4 separate regions of the Homo sapiens genome follow, and regions 2, 3 and 4 are each linked to region 1. The links are chromatin contacts, found by Hi-C or POLR2A ChIA-PET in ENCODE. All regions are on one chromosome and are shown on one strand. The core of a region is the stretch at or near the end of the contact, and the rest is flanking DNA. Distances in the headings are between cores, read along the strand shown. Region 1 holds the start of TMEM258 (transmembrane protein 258). Region 2 has its middle 40 kb from the start of LINC02733. Region 3 has its middle 57 kb from the start of FTH1. Region 4 has its middle 3.9 kb from the start of FTH1.

The links. Hi-C counts contacts between places; a loop is a spot of excess contacts on that map. ChIA-PET counts read pairs that join two places held with the same protein, here RNA polymerase II (POLR2A). Pooled maps may share reads with other maps.
Region 2: a loop to region 1 is called in a pooled map, with 3 times the contacts of the local background. The contact joins the enhancer-like site here to the promoter of TMEM258 in region 1. A Hi-C loop is called at or near these places in 5 of 168 maps with a recorded cell type or tissue (CD4-positive, alpha-beta memory T cell, MCF 10A, PC-9 and 2 more) and 8 of 50 pooled maps.
Region 3: a loop to region 1 is called in a map of CD8-positive, alpha-beta T cell, with 19 times the contacts of the local background. The contact joins the enhancer-like site here to the promoter of TMEM258 in region 1. A Hi-C loop is called at or near these places in 3 of 168 maps with a recorded cell type or tissue (CD4-positive, alpha-beta memory T cell, CD8-positive, alpha-beta T cell and naive thymus-derived CD4-positive, alpha-beta T cell), 1 of 37 single-sample maps with no recorded cell type and 11 of 50 pooled maps. POLR2A ChIA-PET finds 5 or more read pairs at or near these places in 4 of 52 experiments (CD4-positive, alpha-beta T cell, CD4-positive, alpha-beta memory T cell, GM10248 and 1 more).
Region 4: a loop to region 1 is called in a map of GM12878, with 4 times the contacts of the local background. The contact joins the enhancer-like site here to the promoter of TMEM258 in region 1. A Hi-C loop is called at or near these places in 15 of 168 maps with a recorded cell type or tissue (B cell, CD4-positive, alpha-beta T cell, CD4-positive, alpha-beta memory T cell and 9 more), 24 of 37 single-sample maps with no recorded cell type and 24 of 50 pooled maps. POLR2A ChIA-PET finds 5 or more read pairs at or near these places in 32 of 52 experiments (AG04449, AG04450, B cell and 26 more).

Annotation. Positions count from the first base shown.
Region 1 is chr11:61,790,922-61,794,280 of GRCh38, reverse strand. TMEM258 (transmembrane protein 258) reads left to right here and starts at 1,682. Exons shown (of 4, transcript NM_014206.4): 1 at 1,682-1,725. The coding sequence starts at 1,723. FEN1 (flap structure-specific endonuclease 1) reads right to left here and starts at 1,370. Exons shown (of 2, transcript NM_004111.6): 1 at 1,253-1,370. It overlaps MIR611 (microRNA 611), which reads left to right and starts at 1,720; the gene lies at 1,720-1,786. RefSeq lists enhancers at 481-1,456, 1,370-1,664, 1,457-2,434.
Region 2 is chr11:62,040,824-62,044,182 of GRCh38, reverse strand. No RefSeq gene overlaps it. Among named protein-coding and RNA genes, the nearest start is that of LINC02733, 40 kb to the left of the region's middle. Within about 2 kb of position 1,787, at least 7 of the 41 ENCODE cell types and tissues checked have a DNase peak (open chromatin) inside an H3K27ac peak, as active enhancers do; they include PC-9, where a contact is called at or near this core.
Region 3 is chr11:62,023,239-62,026,597 of GRCh38, reverse strand. No RefSeq gene overlaps it. Among named protein-coding and RNA genes, the nearest start is that of FTH1, 57 kb to the right of the region's middle. RefSeq lists an enhancer at 911-1,010. Within about 2 kb of position 1,542, at least 29 of the 41 ENCODE cell types and tissues checked have a DNase peak (open chromatin) inside an H3K27ac peak, as active enhancers do; they include CD4-positive, alpha-beta T cell and CD8-positive, alpha-beta T cell, where a contact is called at or near this core.
Region 4 is chr11:61,969,842-61,973,200 of GRCh38, reverse strand. No RefSeq gene overlaps it. Among named protein-coding and RNA genes, the nearest start is that of FTH1, 3.9 kb to the right of the region's middle. RefSeq lists enhancers at 239-418, 1,082-1,226, 1,030-1,324 and cis regulatory regions at 1,149-1,159, 1,079-1,590, 836-1,595. Within about 2 kb of position 1,825, at least 36 of the 41 ENCODE cell types and tissues checked have a DNase peak (open chromatin) inside an H3K27ac peak, as active enhancers do; they include GM12878, HCT116, IMR-90 and 6 more, where a contact is called at or near this core.

The DNA.
Region 1 (3,359 bases), core at 433-2,932:
CGCTTGAACCCAGGAGGCAGAGAATGCAGTGAGCCGAGATTGTGCCGCTGCACTCCAGCCTAGCAAGAGAGTGAGACTCCGTCTCAAAAAAATAAAAAACTCATCTTGTGCCCACTGTTGGTATGTGTCCAATACTCCAAGAAATATTCTACTGGGGCCAGGCACAGAGGCTCTGGGCAGTAATCCCAGCACTTTGGGAGGCCGTGGTGGGAGGATCACATGAGCCCAGGAGTTCCAGGCTACAGTGAGCTATGATTGTGCCACCACACTCCAGCCTGGGCAACAGAGCAAGACCCTGTCAAGAAAAGAAAAGAAGACAAAAGAAAAGAGAAAGAAGAAACGAAAGACTCCATCAGGCCTTTTCATTGTTCCCACTCTTTCTTCACAGGGTTCTTTCTAGAGCATCAATGACTGTTCAATTCTTCCTTCTAATTCAGTCCAAACACTTCAGCATGGCATCACGATCTTTCATGTTCTGGTTCCCAACCTAACCCTACATTCTGGGATCTCAACAGAAAGCTGGAATAAGGCCCGCCTTTTCCCACTTTTCCTTAGCTGTGCCCTCCTCTCGCCATCCTCTCACGCGTCCTTCCAGGTCCATCCCTGGATTATTAATCAATTAATAATTAATTGACAATGAATTATTCATTTGATTAATATGAATAATTCCCCTGTGAACTGCAGCGGCAAAAGCTCTGGCCTTGAATCTAGGCGCGGCATTTACCATCCGTGTGACATTACCAAGCCACTGAGGTTTATTTTCTCGTCTACAGAAGAAGAACGATTACCATGCCTGTCTCTCAGGGCTGCTGCCAGGGTTAACTGAGACAACAGACAGAAACCTCTAATGTCCCCTCTCCAGGCCTGTTCAACCCTTCGGCTCTTGCCTCAAGCCGGCCGCGCTGCTGGAGTGTGGACTGAGGACCAGACCATGTAGCCCTTGATCCCCTCACGGCGTCCCACAGACAGGTAGGCAGGAAAGGGGCCTAAACAACTCAAGTGTCAGAAATGTTTCTCGTCCAAGGTCTTAGGAAAAATACAACACGACCCCATAAGGTGGAACTTATTACCGCTTTTCTACAATGGAGGAAAGAGAGGCTCGGAGCTTACGCGACTGGCCCAAGGCTCACAGGGGGAAAAGTGGCGGGACCTCTTGACTGCGAATCCCGCGCACTCCAGACCCCGGCTCCCCACGGCCCCCAGCGCCAAGCGGACCCCGTCGCTCCCGGAGGCGCTTCCCATGGGGTCTCACCTGGCCTTTGGGACACGCGGCCTCGGCGGCTAAAGCTTGGTTCGGGGTTGCCCCGGGCAGGCGGTCCTAAGCTCGCTCTCCCTTCTCAGCTTAGCGGCGGGTGGCCTGACGTTCAGCCGCCTTCCAAAGCCCGCGCTCCCGTCACGTGACCTGCTCGCCACGCACAGCCTCTTGGGGCGCGTAGTGCAGGCTGCGTCCCCTCAGACGGCTGCTCTCATGGCAACCAGTCCCTCCAGGGAGAACAGAGTCTCTCAGCGACCCTGGCGTACCCTTCTCCACCGCTTGTCCCCACTCCACCCACACCAGGTCCCCGCAGGCCCCTGCTCCCTCTACACCCGAAATCGCAGGACTACAAGTCCCTCAATGCCACTTGCGCCGGAGGCACTTCCTTTTCCGGTTGTGCTAGGCGCCTGCTCCTGCCGACGTGTTCTTCCGGTGGCGGAGCGGCGGATTAGCCTTCGCGGGGCAAAATGGTGAGAGCGTTGAGGGGAGTTCCAGACGGAGATGCGAGGACCCCTCGGGGTCTGACCCACACCGCGCTTATCTCCTCAGACGCCGGAGATCCAGAGGGCTAGACGCTCCTGGAACCTCCGGCTTGGGCTGAAGGGTGGGGAAGGGGGAAGCCCCTTGCCATGAACTCCTTAGGTTTCTCAGCTCGCGATTTCTAAGGGCGAGAGGCGTGGGGCGAATTTTGAATACCTTCCAGTTTGTATATCTCTGTTATCGGTGGTGTGTTATCTTTATTTGGAAAGTTCTTCTGCCGAACCCGTGCCCATCCTACAATGCCCTGGGCAAATGTTTATTGGTGAAGCACTTCCAACTCTCAGGCACTTGGCCAGACTTTCCTAGGAGCGCCCACAGCCTCTGTACAGATCTCTGGCCACGTTCCATGGACTTCTTTGTTTTCGGCCACGCCTCCTAGTGACCACCGTCTGACGCGCATCTAGCTCTGGGATGATGTCTATTCATCTTTGTATTCTCAGTGCCAAACAGAGGGCCCGTAATTGGAAGCTCAATAAATGGCAGTGATTGTCTTTATCATTTTGGGGGAAGGGGGCCGTGATTGTTTACTGAATTGAATTCCAGTGTCTCAGAACAATGGGGGCAGTTTACTTCTCTAGAGTTGTTATGTTCTGGATTTTAGAAGCATTGGCTGACCGGTGACAATGAAGTTAACATTTGTACAGATCTTTACGTTTACAGCCCTCTTTCATAAAAGACATTATCTCATCATCTTCCCTACAGCCTTAGGAAGGAAGCAAATACCTGTTGAGCAAAATACTCCCTGCTAGGCACTAGATGCTTTGATTCATCATCTTTCTTATTTTTCAGTTCTGTGAAATAGATATTACAGTCGCTTTACTCAGACTCAGATTACTCAGAACCAGAACTTGAATGTCTTGACCATAGCTCACAAGATTCCATAATAGCATAGGTAGTGAGGAAAATACTGAATTAGAAATTGAGGGCCAGGCGCGGTGGTTCACTCCTGTAATCCCAGCACTTTGGGAGGCTGAGGCGAGCGGATCAGGAGGTCAGAAGTTCAAGACCAGCCTGGCCAGCAAGGTGAAACCCTGTCTCTCCTAAAAATACAAAAAATTAGCCGGGCATGGTGGTTCACGCCTGTAATCCCAGCTGCTCGGGAGGCTGAGGCAGGATAATCACTTGAACCCAGAAGGCGGAGCTTGCAGTGAGCCGAGTTGGCACCACTGCACTCCAGGCACTCCAGCCTGGGCGATAGAGCAAGACTGTCTGGAAAAAAAAAAAAATTGAGCCTGGGCGCGGCAACTCACACCTGTAATCTCAGTACTTTGGGAGGCCGAGGCAGGCAGATCACCTGAGGTCAGGAATTCAAGACCATCCTGGCCAGCATGGCAAAACCCCATCTCTACTAAAAATACAAAAATTAGATGTGGTGGTGCGCACCTGTAATCCTATAGTCCCAGCTACTCGAGAGGCTGAGGTATGAGAATCTCTAGAACCCGGGAGGCAGAGGTTGCAGTGAGCCGAGATCGTGCCACTGCCCTCCAGCCCGGGCGACAGAGTGAGACGCCGTCCAAAAAATGAGACTCCGTCAAAAAAAAAAGATATTGAGATCTGGGTACCA
Region 2 (3,359 bases), core at 538-3,037, 250 kb before region 1:
GGACAAGGACGAGGAAATCCGATGGGACTGCCCATGGTGAGTTGTTTATTCTTTGTTCTTTGTAGTGGCCTCTCCTCTTTGGACGTGGCTGCTTCTCTGCCCAACACCGTGTGCACTCTCTTTAGAGGGCCAGTGTCCAAATACTGCCTTTCCCAGAGGGACACAGGTCTCAATGCTTCAGCCTCTTCCCCCCAACCCCCACACCTCCCCAAATTGGACTCAATGCTTCTCAGAATCCCTGGGCTGAAGAACCAGGCTATTTTTCTTCACTGCCAGGGCTCAGAGACCAATACTTCCGTATAGTACATTAGAAATTACTGGGAAGTTGAAAATTTTTTTAAAGACTTACAAAATACAGGTCCCATTCTCATGATTACATTCAACAGTGTGAACCCCGAATATCTGAGACAGGTCTCAGTCAATTTAGAGACTTTATTTTCCCAAGGTTAAGGACATGCCTGTGACACAGCCTCAGGAAGTCCTGAGGCATGTGCCCAAGGTCATCAGGGGTACAGTTTGCTTTCATACATTTTAGAGAGACATGAAACATCAATCAATACATGTAAGATGTACATTGATTCGGTCCAGCAAGGCGGGACAACTGGAAGTGGGGGCTTCCAGGTTAGAAGTGGATAAGAGACAGAAGGTTGCATTCTTTTGAGTCCTTGATCAGCCTTCCACTGAAGGCTGTCTCAGTGAATCTTCATTTTTACATAAATGGTAGGGCAGATAGGCGCGGTGGCTCACACCTGTAATCCCAGCCCTTTGGGAGGCCGAGGCGGGTGGATCACCTGGGGTCAGGAGTTTGAGACCAGCCTAACCAACATGGAGAAACCCCGTCTCAACTGAAAATACAAAATTAGCCAGGCGTGGCAGTGCATGCCTGTAATCCCAGCTACTCGGGAGGCTGAGGCAGGAGAATCGCTTGAACCCAGGAGGTGGAGGTTGCGGTGAGCCGAGACCAGGCCATTGCACTCCAGCCTGGGTAAGAAGAGTGAAACTCCATCGCAAAAATAAATAAATAAATAAATAAATAAATAAATAAATAAATAAATAGGGCAGGGGAAGCAATCAGATATGCATTTGTCTTAGGTGAGCCTCAGGGGGATAACTTTGAATAGAACAGGAAGCAGGTTTGGCCTAAGCAGTTCCCAGCTTGATTTTTCCCTTTAGCTTGGTGATTTTGGAGTCCCAAGATTTATTTTCCTTTCACAACAGACAGAAAATTGTGCTGTCCAATTGCTACAAAACTTTCTAAAGAATTTCTCTTAACTTCTCTACTTACTTCTTCTCAGACTGGTAACCAACAGTTCATGGACCAGGTCCTGTCCCAGGGACACAGTGTGTGTAGTACTAGTTTAGCCTACCTTGAAATAATCTGCTGTATTTTTAATAAAACATATCCTTTATTATAATATTATAAATAACTTGTTTACAATTGTAAAAAACAGTATTTATCCTTTTCCAATCCACTCCTCTGCCCCCTCCTCCAACAGTCAGTTCTACTTCCCTCCTCTTCTTCTCCCTTTATTCCAAACTAACTGGATGTCTTGACCTTTTTTGATGAGTTAATTTGTATTGCAGCTTCTCAGAGAACAGGTGGGAGTGGAGCCAAGGTATCTTGGGGCAGAGGCGGTTGTAACAACTGCTAACAGTTTATGGTAGTTAACGTTGCAGGAGGAGCGATAAGAGAGGCTCACTCTTAGTTAAGCAACAGCAAGGTGTGTTCCAGCTGGCATTATAGGGCGGCCCCAGCCCTGGGCACCTCCAGCTCACTCCCCGTGGCACAGCGTGTGTGCCACTATTACTGCAACCACTCTAACTCACCCCACCTGCCTTTACTCTTTCGAGGATGTCACGTGCCCCATGGATTCCAGTTTGGTCTCACACACTCCAGTGATCTGTATCTTTTCTGGTGACCCAGTCTGCAGGTGCATCCACGCGGCCCTGTTTCCTAATCACCACAGTCAGAACCGTCTCTGCCCTGCCAGTCTCCCAGGTGGCTGCCAGATAACAGATTCAGTTCCACATTCTTTCCTTCAAGGCCCACTCAATTGCCTGTGGTCAGCTGAACTGCAAAGATAAGACTCAAAGATACAGTTGTCTAAAGTTCAGTGGGAAAACAGTCATGGCTGGGCACAGTGGCTCACGCCTGTAATCCCAGCACTTTTGGGAGGCTGAGGTGGGTGGATCACCTGAGGTCAGGAGCTCGAGACCAGCCTGGCCAACATGGGGAAACCCCGTCTCTACTAAAAATACAAAAATTAGCCAGGCGTGGTGGTGGGTGCCTGTAATCTCAGCTACCTGGGAGGCTGAGGCACAAGAATTTCTTGAACCCAGGAGGCAGAGGTTGCAGTGAGCCAAGATCACACCACTGTACTCCAGCCTGGGCAACAGAGCAAGACTTGTCTAAAATAAAATAAAAGATATTTCCCTTTTAAAAAAAACCCAGATTTGAGGCATGTGTCATATTTTATCCTCAAGACATGTGAAGCAGGGTCACCTAATTGTCTACAGAGAAAGTGTCTGGGGGCTTAGGAGTGGGGTCAGCCAGGGCAGGATATTTGAACTATGTTCACTGTGTAAGGGGAGAGAGGACTGCAGAAATGGGATAGGACTGCAGGATGTGCAAGGGGATAAGGGCGGGGATGGCTCAGAGACTTGCTCAGGTGCAGGGTGGCTGTAGCTGTGGATGTCCCCATCATGAGACTCCTTCAGGAGCTTTCTGCCTGCCTTTCTACCTCCCCTCTTGTCCCCCTAAGATCCATTATCAGAAGCCAAAGTGATCCTTTTGTTTTATTTTATTTTATTATTATTTTTGAGACAGAGTCTCGCTCCGTCACCCAGGCTGGAGTGCGATGGCACAATCTCGGCTCACTGCAACCTTCTCCTCCCAGGTTCAAGCAATTCTCCTGCCTCAGCCTCCCAAGTAGCTGGGATTACAGGTGCCTGCCACCATGCCCAGCTAATTTTATTTATTTATTATTATTATTATTATTATTATTATTTGTATTTGTATTTTTAGTAGAGACGGGGTTTCGCCATGTTGGCCAGCCTATTCTCGAACTCCTGACCTCAGATGATCCACCTACCTCAGCCTAGCAAACTGCTGGGATTACAGGAGTGAGCCACCACACCCGGCCCAAAGTGATCCTTTTAAAACATAGCTCATTTGTCACCATCCTGCTCCACCTCCTAAACTGGTTTTCTATTACAAGTGGAATAAAATCCAAGCTCCCCACCTAGCCTCAATGCCCATTGTGACCCACCTCTGACCTGTCTGGTACCACCCTCCCTGACCCACTCTGATGGGCACCTGCTGGACAGCAGTGCCATTCACTACCATCTGGAATGAAGGG
Region 3 (3,359 bases), core at 293-2,792, 230 kb before region 1:
GAATGCATCCTATCAGCAAGACACAAAAGCAAGGCTACTCAATCTTGGCCTGGTCAGGACCACCTTGGGGAGCTTAAAAAATACTGTTGCCTGAGCCCAACCCTCAGAGGTTCTTTTTATTATTATTATTATTTTTGAGATGGAGTCTAGCTCTGTCTTCCAGGCTAGAAGGCAGTGGTGCTATCTCGGCTCACTGCAAATTCTGCCTCCCGGGTTCAAGAGATTCTCCTGACTCAGCCTCCTGAGTAGTTGGGATTACAGGTATGCACCACCACATCTGATTAATTTTTATATTTTTAGTAGAGATGAGTTTTTGCCATGTTGCCCAGGCTGGTCTTGAACTCCTGACCTCAAATGATCCACCTGCCTCGGCCTCCCAAAGTGCTGGGATTACAGGCGTGAGACATCGCGTCTAGCATTTTTTTGTGTGTGTGTGCCCAGAGGTTCTAATTTAATCAGTCTGAGTGCAGCCAAGTACTGGGATTTTTTAAAAGCTCTCCAGGTGAGTCTAACATGCTAGCCACTGCTGGCTCTAAAGACTCAAATAAGAAGACTAAGTCCTCCGTGAGCAAGGTGGGGGCTGTCACAGAGGGAGATCTTTAAAAAGAGGTAAGGAAGTCCCAGGCACCGTAGAAGTGATGATCTCACTGGGGAAGGTCATGGACATTCTGCTGCTTCCTGTAGGCAAGAGCCATCGTCATTGCTTGATCTGTGCACACACAATGAGGTGGAGACCCTGCCTTACGGACCGAAAACGTGGTTTTGTGTTACATAAAATAGTTCCGCAAACGGCCGCTTTTCTGCCAGGCATGGTGTCTGTGCTTCTTGCTTTGGCTTATCTTGTAACTATTGACAGGGGTGTGGTCAAAACAAACCTCCCACATCCCGTACGTGTCTGCTGACTGCAGCTTTCCTGATGTAATAACAAAGCTGTCAGATGCGTTTCTTCACACCATGAAGTCTGCAGTCCCTACTGTTTTGAAATCCATGTGCATTAAGACACTGACTCACTTCCCTTTAGCCTACTGAGTTCTGTTGCTTTCTGGACCAACAAACCCTGTGGGCACCTCCCCGTCCAGAGCTCACTGAAACTGTCAGACTTACCTGCAAGGGCCTGGGATTCTAAATTTCACTCTGTCACTCTTGGAGGTGAGGGGAAAGCTGTATGGGCATTGAGGTGACATTTCTGGGCTTTGATGTCTCCATAGGAAAGGACATATAAATACAAAATGTGGTTAACCCTAATTAACCCCTAATTCAGACCGTTGGGGACAGAACCAAGGTCTATTAATTTTTTCTAAAAAAGGAAGGAAATTAGAAAAGAATGTTTCTCTCGATTGTGTAGAAGAGTTGGACGAGGTGAACATTCCGCTGGGTGGCTCTGTCACAAACTAGCTTTTGTTCAATCATTCAAGACATATCGACTGCCAAACACTGCTCTAGGCTCCTGAAAAAATGATCATGGCAAGACAGTTACAGACCATGCCTCTTCATGGAACTTACCAAGATGTGTGCTTGGGGAAACACACTGACTGTCTTTGGACTACTTGTTTCTTAATTAATTAGTAATAGCTGACACTTAGGGAGCACTTACCACATACCAGTTTCTGTGCGAAACCCTCACTTTGCACTCCTTTTAAAAATAGCTATTTTCTGGCCAGACATGGTGGCTCACGCCTGTAATCCCAGCACTTTATGAGGCTGAGGTGGGTGGATCACCTGAGGTCAGGAGTTCGAGACCAGCCTGGCCAACATGGTGATACCCCGTCTCTATTAAAAATACAACATGCCATGTTCCATGGCAACATGGAAAAATACAAAAATTATGGCCAGGCGCGGTGGCTCACGCCTGTAATCCCAGCACTTTGGGAGGCCGAGGTGGGTGGATCACCTGAGGTCGGGAGTTCGAGACCAGCCTGGCCAACATGGCAAAACCCTGTCTCTACTAAAAATACAAAAATTATGGCCGGGCTTGGTGGCTCACACCTGTAATCCCAGCACTTTGGGAGGCCGAGGCAGGTGGATCACCTGAGGTCAGGAGTTCAAGACCGGCCTGGACAACGTGGTGATATCCCGTCTCTATTAAAATTACAAAAAATTAGCTGGATGTGATGATGGGCACCTATAATCCCAGCTACTGGGGAGGCTGAGGCAGGAGAATCGCTTGAACCTGAAAGGCAGTTGTTGTGTGAGCCGAGAGTGCGCCATTGCACTCCAGCCTGGGTGACAAGAGTGAAACTCCATCTCAAAAAAAATAAAAATAAAAATAAAAATAATAAAAATACAAAAATTAGCCAGGTGTGGTGACACATGCCCATAATCCCAGCTACTCAGGAGGCTGAGACAAGAGAATCACTTGAACCCAGGAGGCAGAGGTTGCAGTGAACCGAGATCACACCACTGCACTCCAGCCTTCGCGACAGAGTGAGACCCTGTCTAAAAAAAAAGCTATTTAAGCTATTTTCTTTTATCACAATTCCTATTCCCTTCTCCCCTACAAACAACCATCCTAATGCTTTTAATGTTCATCTTTGCCTGTTTTCTTGGAATTTCAGGTTATTTTCTTTTTTATACGATTCTAAAAGCCATTTTTATTTGATTTTTTAATATATCATATACATTTTCACAGCAAGAATTAGAGGTTGAGTCAGACGTGATTGGAAGATCTCATTCCAGTCTTTTGCACTTACTAAGATCACTTTTTTTTTCTCAACTTTTAAGTTCCAGGGTACATGTGCAGTGCCATGGTGGTTTGCTGCACAGATCAACCCATTCCCTAGGTATTAAGCCCGGCATCTATTAGCTATTCTTCCTGATGTTCTCCTTCCCCCTCTAACCTTCCTACAGACCCCAGTGTGTGTTGTTCCCCTCTTGTGTCCATGTGTTCTCATCACTCAGCTCCCACTTATAAGTGAGAACAATCAGCGTTTGGTTTTCTGTTCCTGTATTAGTTTGCTGAGGATAATGGCTTCCAGCTCCATTCACGTCCCTGCAAAGGACATGACCTCATTCCTTTCTATGGCTGCATAGTATTCCACGGTGTATATATACCACATTTTCTTTATCAGTCTATCATGGATGAGCATTTAGGTTGATTCCATGTCTTTGCTATAGTGAATAGTGCTGCAATGAACATATGTGAGGATGTACATTTAAAACAGAATGATTTCTATACCTTTGGGTATATACTCAGTAATGGGATTGCTGGATCAAATGGTATTTCTGCTTCTAGATCTCTGAGGAATCACCACACTGTCTTCCACAATGGTTGAACTAATTTACATTCCCACCAACAGTGTAAAAGTGTTCCTTTTTCTCTGCATCTTTGCCAGCATCTGTTGTTCAGGTTTGTATACATG
Region 4 (3,359 bases), core at 576-3,075, 180 kb before region 1:
GCTGTGCCAGGGTTGGGGACACAGCTTAAAACTTCAAAGTCCAGCCAGGAGGTAAACACATAGCTAGGGCATGTGATAGGGTCTCTGGCAGAAGTCTGGAGTGCAGTGAGGCCTGAGTTAGCATTCAAAAATGGGCCTTGCCTTCCATTCACAGTTGTCCTCAAACATCGCAGGCTGTGGCTCTCGTTAACCTTCTGGAAGCGGGGGATTCCAAGTACCTAGACTCTGAGTTTACATGGCCTCAAGGGTTTTCAAGAAATGATTTCAGGACAAGCTCTGTGAGTATGATTGCATCATCCAGAAATGTACCCAAATACTGATTTAGTATTGTTTTTCCTTTGGTCTGAATTTCAAAACTCGAATTTCCTGCTTTACTTCACTTCACTTCAGGGGAAATCCCAGACATTTAAAACATCAGCTCTTCAGTTAAAATACCACGTAACCCATTCTCTCCCAATCCTCATCTATGTCTCCAGCCCTGAGGTTTTTCTTTGTTGCAATCAGCCTGTGGAACGGTTTGGGGTCTGGCCTTTTCACATAGCATTCCTGCACACACACATTCCAGCAACACACTTATTAAACACACTTACTGTATTTAATGGCCATGCGGGGTTCCATCATGTGCCCTGTCCTAGTTTTCAGCTTGTGTTTCAGCCAGTGACTCTACGGCTTTGGGCAAGCCTAACCTTTTTTGGGTCTCACCTTATCTGTAAAACATGATGATTTGGAAGCTCTAACGTCCTTTCCAAAGCCTTAAAATTTGTGGGGGGTCTATGATTTCCTAGCTGTGGATCCTAAATTGTGACTACACAATAACAATCCCTAGAAGAGAAAGGGACCCAACATCTATTGAGAATTCCCCATGCGGCGGGAAGGCACTGAGCGAGGGATAGGTAGGAAAAGTGACACCTAGGCTTGCCAGCAAAAACACCATCAGAGGCCCCCCTGAGTGATCTCAGACCCCTTTGTTCCCAGTCCGGCCTCTGGACTTTGTCCCATTAGGAAATGGGGGGAGGGGGACACTCTCCCTCCCTCCCTCCCTCCCTCCCTCCCTCCCTCCACAGTGAAGCCACAGCCCTCCAGGTCTTATGACTGCTCTTCTCCTCCATGACAAAGCACTTTTTGAGCCCAAGCCCAGCCTAGCAGAGTGCTGAGTCACGGTGGGACAGCAACTCTCCACCGCAACCCCCACCACCGCCCCCTCCTGCTCCAGGATGTGCTGAACCTCCAGAAACCACCGGCTTGGCTCTTCTCTCATCTGAGGTCCCTCCCGCCACTCCTGGCCCTGGGAGGCGGCTGTCCTGGGAGACCAGCCAAACTCTCTGCTGCCTCCAAGTCACGAGGAGCTGAGCTGGAGGGTGGGGGAGGTAGAACCCTGGTCAACAAAGGTCCCAAGACCAGGCCACAGCTTCGGAAGAATCTAAAGGCTTAGACATTGCAGTTCTGACACCTCAAGTTACCAGAAAGTAGGGAACGGACACAAGCAATCATATAAACAATCATAAACACACACACACACTCACACTCCCCCACCAATAGATTTCCCTTCCATTGTTCCCAGCCAGCCTCCTCCCAATGACCTTCTACAGCACAAGCTGTCCCTCAGTCTTGCTGCGATGTTCACTGCAGCTACATGCATGTTTAGCCAAGCATGGAGCCAACACTGATTCAGGAAACCTACTCCCTGCAGCAGACCGACTTCCCTCCAGTGGGTCCGAGAGCTTCATGCTGGCTTTGTCCCCCTGGACATCCCGGAAGCCTGGAAACTCAGCACATCTAGTCCAAAACCAAGCAGGCCTTCCCCAAGGGCTTTCCCCGAAACCTTCATTTCCTCCTGTGCTCCTTGGCTCAGGGAATGGCAGCAGCAGCCAGGCCTACCAAATCATAAAGCTGAGAGATCTCTTACACACTGCCCACCCCTGGCCCCCGACTTTCGCCAATCAGTCTGTTCATTTGATCTTCTCCAGATCTGTCAAATCTGTGTTCTATCTTCTCTGCTCACTAATAACTAAGGCTGCTGCCTCCTGACTGGTGCCCAGCCCTCTAGCCTCACTCTCATCCATCCTCCACATTCAATCATGAATCCATCTGTTCATGCAACAGATACTGGGCACCAAGTAACAAGCAATTTGCAAAAAGCTGGGAGTGCAGAGACAAGACAGAAACAATGCCTGCCTTCCAGGAGCTTACCATCTACAGCACCAGCGCAGGCAATCAAAAGGGTCTCATAAGGCCAGGTGCGGTGGGTCATGCCTGTAATCCCAGCACTTTGGGAGGCCGAGGCAGGTGGATCACTTGAGGTCAGGAGTTCGAGACCAGCCTGGCCAACATGGTGAAACCCCGTCTCTATTAAAAACACAAAAATCAGCCAGGTGTGGTGGTAGGCACCTGTAGTCCCAGCTACTTGGGAGGCTGTGGCAGGAGGATCTCTTGAACCCGGGAGGTGGAGGTTGCAGTGAGCCGAGATCAAGCCACTGCACTCCAGCCTGGGCAACAAGGGCAAAACTCCATCTCAAAAAAAAAGGTGTGACACATACATAGTACTTCATTAAACATACAAATATATATTATAGTTCCTAATCTTCATCACTTACATGAGCTACAAATATCATCCCAATTTGTCATCTCTGTTTTAACCTTGTTTACAACATCTTTTGTCTTACAGCTTTTCATTTTTAAATAGGCAAACCTGCCAACTGTACTTTTACGGCTTCTGACAGCCTCAGAAGAACATTCCCTACCCCAAAATTATAAAAATAATCTTGTATATATTCTTCTCAAAACTTTATACTTTTTTTAAGGCTTGGATTTTTAATCTATCTGGAATGTATTTTTAAATACTGAGTGAGTCACTTTTCTCCACATGACTGTCAATTGTTTCAACATAATTTGTTAAACCCATTCTTTCTTCCCTAATGTGACACAACAGTTTAGCATATACCAAGTTCTCATAATAGGGGGGCAGGACTATTTTGTTGCATTAATCTAGTCATCTCTTCCTGTGCCAGTACCATACTGCTTATAGCACTTTACTGTACCTTTATTATAGCACCAAATGCAAATCTATCAACACACTGACTCCTCCAAATGAACTTTAGAATCATTTTGTGAAGTTTCAAAAAAAAAAAAAATACTGTCCCAGAGACAGTAATGGCTGAGGAAAAACAAAAACAAAAAACTGCCTCTTATGGAAATTGCAGTGAATTTATGCTTATTTGGGGAAACTGACATCTTTACAGAATGAAGATTGACCGACCATTTGGGAATATGGTACCTCTTCATTTATGCTAGGCTTTTTGAATTTTTTGTCCAGCAGTAAGCATTTATAGTTTTTTCTATATATTTCTTGTTAACTTTAT